Linked DNA regions of Homo sapiens: region 1 is linked to region 2. A link is a contact called in ENCODE Hi-C or POLR2A ChIA-PET data. All regions are on one chromosome and are shown on one strand. The core of a region is the stretch at or near the end of the contact, and the rest is flanking DNA. Distances in the headings are between cores, read along the strand shown.

What was found. A loop is a pair of places that touch in the nucleus more often than their neighbours do. ChIA-PET counts read pairs that join two places held with the same protein, here RNA polymerase II (POLR2A). Pooled maps may share reads with other maps.
Region 1: a pooled map shows a loop between it and region 2 (3-fold over the local background). The contact joins the enhancer-like site here to the promoter of C3orf62 in region 2. A Hi-C loop is called at or near these places in 4 of 50 pooled maps. POLR2A ChIA-PET finds 5 or more read pairs at or near these places in 2 of 52 experiments (PC-9 and endothelial cell of umbilical vein).

What each region holds. Positions count from the first base shown.
Region 1 is chr3:48,467,902-48,470,973 of GRCh38, reverse strand. SHISA5 (shisa family member 5) reads left to right here. Exons shown (of 6, transcript NM_016479.6): 4 at 1,131-1,246; 5 at 1,401-1,613; 6 at 1,788-3,072. The coding sequence ends at 1,867. Among named protein-coding and RNA genes, the nearest start is that of TREX1, 3.2 kb to the right of the region's middle. RefSeq lists enhancers at 904-1,053, 2,147-2,913, 3,055-3,072. Within about 2 kb of position 1,803, at least 5 of the 41 ENCODE cell types and tissues checked have a DNase peak (open chromatin) inside an H3K27ac peak, as active enhancers do.
Region 2 is chr3:49,275,716-49,278,890 of GRCh38, reverse strand. C3orf62 (chromosome 3 open reading frame 62) reads left to right here and starts at 1,659. Exons shown (of 3, transcript NM_198562.3): 1 at 1,659-2,464. The coding sequence starts at 2,019. USP4 (ubiquitin specific peptidase 4) reads left to right here. Exons shown (of 22, transcript NM_003363.4): 21 at 1-77; 22 at 440-1,747. The coding sequence ends at 598. RefSeq lists a silencer at 1,636-1,835 and an enhancer at 1,976-2,045.

The sequences.
Region 1 (3,072 bases), core at 554-3,053, 810 kb after region 2:
TCTGTCTGCATTTGGAAGTCAGGTTTTTTTTTTTTTCTTTCATTTTTGAGACAGAGTTTTGCTCCTGTCCCCAGGCTGGAGTGCAATGGCGTGATCTTGGCTGAATGCAACCTCTGCCTCTCGGGTTCAAGCGATTCTCCTGCCTCAGCCTCCCAAGTAGCTGGGATTACAGGCACCCGCCACCGTGCCCGACTAATTTTTGTATTTTTAGTAGAGACAGGGTTTCACCATGTTGGCCAGGCTGGTCTCGAACACCTCACCTCAGGTGATCCGCCCTCCTCGGCCTCCCAAAGTGCTGAGATTGCAGGCATGAGCCACTGCCCCCTCCTAGAAGTCAATTTTGGTGAGCTTCCCAGCCCAGGGCCTGCTTTCTCAAAGGGCAGGCCCTCTGGCCTCCTGCCTCCAGGCCTCTGTGTCCTCCCCTTGGCTCTTGGCCCTCTCACCTGTGGAAGTGGCCATGCAGGTCAGAGGTGGGGGACCCAGGGGTGTGTGTGACCCCTGGCACGGTGCTTGGCATACAGCAAGCTTGCAGGCAGAGGCAACTGTCCTTATCACTCAGGGGCCAGCCTCCCTGCCCTGGGGCTGTTGTGGAGTGCAGGGGAACAATGGGGGCCTCCTGTTCTGGCCACACTGGCCTCTGCCCTCCTGGGGCTTCTCTCAGTCTTCACCCTGTGCTTTGTGAGCCATGTTATCTTCACTGTCTGCCTCCTACACTGGACTGTGGGCTCCCAGAGGCCAGGGCTGGCTGTCTTGCCCACTGTTAAGTTTTTTGACTCAAATCACAGTGCCTGGCTTGTGGCATGTGCCCTATACCCATCTGCTGATCAGTTGGTTGTGAGGTGGACAAGATAGATGTATGTGTGTGGCATGGGACTTGAAGAGCTTCCTCCCATGCCTCTGAGGGTGGGACAAGCGGGGGAGACCCAGGGAGAGACAGTTACAGGGACTCACATATACCCCAGTTTACACAAGAGGAAACAGATTGAAACAGGTGCAGGCCACCCGACAAGGAAGTAGCTATAACTGTATTGCCCAGACCCCTTCTGGCAAGAGGGGCATGCCTTGGGAAGGTGTGGATGCTGGTCTGGGGAGGGGCGAGGTGCCCCGGGTCACGTCTAGCTCTTTGGCAGGTTCGGAGCGACCTTGGCCGTTGGCCTGACCATCTTTGTGCTGTCTGTCGTCACTATCATCATCTGCTTCACCTGCTCCTGCTGCTGCCTTTACAAGACGTGCCGCCGACCACGTCGTAAGCGTGCCCACCCTGCCCCACTGTGACCCCCTGGGGTGGTAAGGGAAGCTGACCAGGCCCTGCTTTGGCTAAGCTGGAGGGATGGGTGGCAAGCCTGGCTCTCAAGACCTGGGGAGATGGAGGAGGGTCCTGACTGGAATTCTCTTTGCAGCGGTTGTCACCACCACCACATCCACCACTGTGGTGCATGCCCCTTATCCTCAGCCTCCAAGTGTGCCGCCCAGCTACCCTGGACCAAGCTACCAGGGCTACCACACCATGCCGCCTCAGCCAGGGATGCCAGCAGCACCCTACCCAATGCAGTACCCACCACCTTACCCAGCCCAGCCCATGGGCCCACCGGCCTACCACGAGACCCTGGCTGGTGAGTGCCCCTGCCAACTCTAGCCCTGCCCGACTTCCCGAGTCTCTGCCAGCATCCCTCGGGCACCCATCCCAAACTACATCACTCAACAGGCCTCTGCCCCTTTCTGCTTGCCTGCCACTCACACGGCAGCCCACCATGCTCACAGCCAACCAGGGTCCTCTCTGCTTTCAGGAGGAGCAGCCGCGCCCTACCCCGCCAGCCAGCCTCCTTACAACCCGGCCTACATGGATGCCCCGAAGGCGGCCCTCTGAGCATTCCCTGGCCTCTCTGGCTGCCACTTGGTTATGTTGTGTGTGTGCGTGAGTGGTGTGCAGGCGCGGTTCCTTACGCCCCATGTGTGCTGTGTGTGTCCAGGCACGGTTCCTTACGCCCCATGTGTGCTGTGTGTGTCCTGCCTGTATATGTGGCTTCCTCTGATGCTGACAAGGTGGGGAACAATCCTTGCCAGAGTGGGCTGGGACCAGACTTTGTTCTCTTCCTCACCTGAAATTATGCTTCCTAAAATCTCAAGCCAAACTCAAAGAATGGGGTGGTGGGGGGCACCCTGTGAGGTGGCCCCTGAGAGGTGGGGGCCTCTCCAGGGCACATCTGGAGTTCTTCTCCAGCTTACCCTAGGGTGACCAAGTAGGGCCTGTCACACCAGGGTGGCGCAGCTTTCTGTGTGATGCAGATGTGTCCTGGTTTCGGCAGCGTAGCCAGCTGCTGCTTGAGGCCATGGCTCGTCCCCGGAGTTGGGGGTACCCGTTGCAGAGCCAGGGACATGATGCAGGCGAAGCTTGGGATCTGGCCAAGTTGGACTTTGATCCTTTGGGCAGATGTCCCATTGCTCCCTGGAGCCTGTCATGCCTGTTGGGGATCAGGCAGCCTCCTGATGCCAGAACACCTCAGGCAGAGCCCTACTCAGCTGTACCTGTCTGCCTGGACTGTCCCCTGTCCCCGCATCTCCCCTGGGACCAGCTGGAGGGCCACATGCACACACAGCCTAGCTGCCCCCAGGGAGCTCTGCTGCCCTTGCTGGCCCTGCCCTTCCCACAGGTGAGCAGGGCTCCTGTCCACCAGCACACTCAGTTCTCTTCCCTGCAGTGTTTTCATTTTATTTTAGCCAAACATTTTGCCTGTTTTCTGTTTCAAACATGATAGTTGATATGAGACTGAAACCCCTGGGTTGTGGAGGGAAATTGGCTCAGAGATGGACAACCTGGCAACTGTGAGTCCCTGCTTCCCGACACCAGCCTCATGGAATATGCAACAACTCCTGTACCCCAGTCCACGGTGTTCTGGCAGCAGGGACACCTGGGCCAATGGGCCATCTGGACCAAAGGTGGGGTGTGGGGCCCTGGATGGCAGCTCTGGCCCAGACATGAATACCTCGTGTTCCTCCTCCCTCTATTACTGTTTCACCAGAGCTGTCTTAGCTCAAATCTGTTGTGTTTCTGAGTCTAGGGTCTGTACACTT
Region 2 (3,175 bases), core at 410-2,909:
CGAAGAACAAACTGAATGGTAAATGGTATTACTTTGATGATAGCAACGTGTCCCTGGCCTCTGAGGATCAGATAGTGGTGAGTAGGCCATGATATGTGGTTCTTCCTCATGTCGTTATGGATTAAAGCTGGGAAGAGCCTCTATCAGGCTAGTTGGTTATTTCATCATCCTGATGTGATAGTGGGAGCTAGGTGTGACAGAGCTGGCTGGCATTCCTTCAGGGACCTTCATAAATGAGAAGCTCAGCTCTCCTCAGAGTTCTCTGCACAAGGCTCCTTCCATTTCCTGCTGCCTGGCAGGGGCAGCCATCCTCAGGTGGAAGGGTCTCCTCTGTGTGGATATGGCAGATCCTTGAGGGTTTTGGACAGCTAGAGAAAAGCTGGGGAAAATGGGTGATTTTTCCAAGCACTGAATGGTCTTTCCCCCTCTTGTATTTCAGACTAAAGCAGCTTATGTGCTATTTTACCAACGTCGAGATGATGAATTTTATAAGACACCTTCACTTAGCAGTTCTGGTTCCTCTGATGGAGGGACACGACCAAGCAGCTCTCAGCAGGGCTTTGGGGATGATGAGGCTTGCAGCATGGACACCAACTAATGCTGACTCCACGATCCTGCCACCCTGTAGCGCCAGTGTAATCCCCCAGGAGAACATCTTTGACACTCTGCAGACTGCTAGTGTTCTGTCTAAAAACCAGACAAGGAAATACCCTTCTTTTATGAGCAGAAGGAAACAAAAAAAAAAAAAGAAGACCGTTTACCTAGAAGAAGCTATGTCAAGAGGCTGAATTATTTTTATTTTTAAACAGGTGGTGAGAAATTTCTGTGAAACCTGTGAAGCTGAAAAGGGGGTGGGATGGGGGTACTCAATGGAGTATGTCTGATGGATCCCGAAGAATGGAGAGGAACACAGGCGCTGAGTATGGAGCAGCCTGGAGACCCACCCCACCTGCAGGGCTGCCCTGAGCGCCTGGATTTCTGGTTCTGATGCCAATACTAGTCACCCCAAGTAGTCTGCTCACAGTAACCCAAACCTCAAGTAAACTCCCCTTTCCCTCGCTATGTGCACTGATATGGGTTTATAATTTTCTGAAAGTTACCCACTGAAGCCCATTTCTCCGTTGAGTCATCTTGTAATTTCCAGCTTTCTCCCCGCTAAGGAAGATATCTAGTGTTGGGGATCCTGGCCCCTCAACCTCCTGTGGAACCCAGCAGTTCTGTTATATCCCCTGCTACCCTAGATGAATTAAGACGGTTAAATACTGTGTGGAACTTTTATTAGATAACACACTTTTTATTAGATAACGCTTAAAGGAAGTCAGTACATAAAACTGCCCGGTGCTGTGTCCCGTCTAGTTGTTTCCATGTTGGCTTGAGAACAGAAATCTTTGTGGGAGTTAGCCGGGAAAGGGCTCCAGTTCATGGCGATTTAGGGTAGTAATACATTTTGGTGTTACCCAGATGCTTTCTAGAACGGGTTCTTTCCTCATCCCTGCCAAGACTCTTCCCGGGGCCCCCATTCGAAAGCCCCGTCCCCACTCCCACCGCGGGGCCAGCCGCTGCGTGTGGGCAAGGCCTTAAGGAACCGGACGTATGGGTCCGGGATTTTTTGTCTGACCTTCAACCTAATCCGTGGGGGTTTGGGGCCTGCGCGGGGCACGCGCATGCGATGACCGTTGGATGGGTCGGCGTCACTGCGCTGCGGGTGAGGACAAGGACGTGGCTGCCGACTCGCCAAAGGGGGGGTGCCGGTAGGGCCAGCGGCCTGGGAGCCGCGGTGGGGCGGGAGGCAGCGGCGGGGCGGGCCAGGAAGCTGTGGGAAGTGGGGCGGGGCGTCTTTGGGGCTTCTGGCAGATGGCGGGTTCCTCCGCGAGAGCCGAGAACCGCCTACTCCAGGAGGAAAGCCCGAGGGTTGTGGGTCCTGCTATAGCCAGGGCCAAGCTCCAGGAAATCGTGGCCATTCAGGGGTAGTTTGCAGCCTCATTTGTAACATTATTGTGTTGTCCTGTGCATTTCCAATGCATTACATAAAGACATGGTCGCTTTTAGGAGAAATGTCTGAAAAACTAAGAAGATGCAGAAAGGAACTGACTGCAGCCATTGACCGGGCCTTTGAAGGAGTTAGTTATTCCCAGGAGTGCACAGGCCAGCAGAGGCTGGAACTGAGCGCCGCGCCGCTCTCCTTCTCGCTGCCCGTGCACAGGCTCCTCTGCAGAAGACATCCTCTGGCAGCCTGCTCTTCTGCTGCTCCTTTTGCTGCTGTCCCATGTGCTCCTGAGAATGAGAACCCTGCCTTTGCAACAAACCATGCCCCGGTAAATGCAAAACCACATGCTCTGTGCCCCGAGAGAAAACCTCTAACCAGCAAGGAAAATGTATTGATGCATTCCTCCATTTTGGCACCTGAAAGAGAGTCTTGGAGAACTGCAGGAGAGGGGGAAAACTGGAGAAAAGAAAATTTAAGGTGATTCTAATTTTGATGGTTTAACAGCTACAATTAAGGGGATTCTTGTTTCTGAAAAAGTTGTTGAAGATCCTAGATTTAGTTCATGACAGTGCTCTTGCCTCCTCTTGGCAGCTCTGTGACTGCATTTGGGGAGTTGACAGACATTCTTCAGAATCTGGCCTAGGAAACAGTTATATTTTGTGTATATGTTCCAGTTGAGGGGCTAGTTGTCAATCGTTGATGTCAAAAACCAGTCATGGAAACCACTTTGCAGTACCCAAAGGGGTAGTGGATGTAAAATAACCGGGTTTTAAAAATAACCTTATTTTTTAAGTTGCAGAAACAAAAGTCTTAATTCCATCTTAACTCCTGTGTTTGAATCTGGACACTGGGGCCTTTGATACCCTCCTTTGCCCACATTAGGGAGAGGCTTAATTGAAGGCTGGGCCCTACTTCCTGGCTTCATCTTTGCCTCTGCTCCCCGCTCTTACCCCAGATCTTTTTGGACCATCACCAGGTCTCTTCTAGACTTTTTCTTCTCCCGAGTAACTTGAAATTGCCTGGTCCCAGGCACCTTGACTTGGAGAAGGGATGAATGTATGAGATGAAACTTCAGGCCGGGCGCGGTGGCTCACACTTGTAATCCCAGCACTTTGGGAGGCCGAGGCGGGCAGATCACGAGGTCAGGAGATCGAGACCATCCTGGCTAACACGGTGAAACTCTGTCTC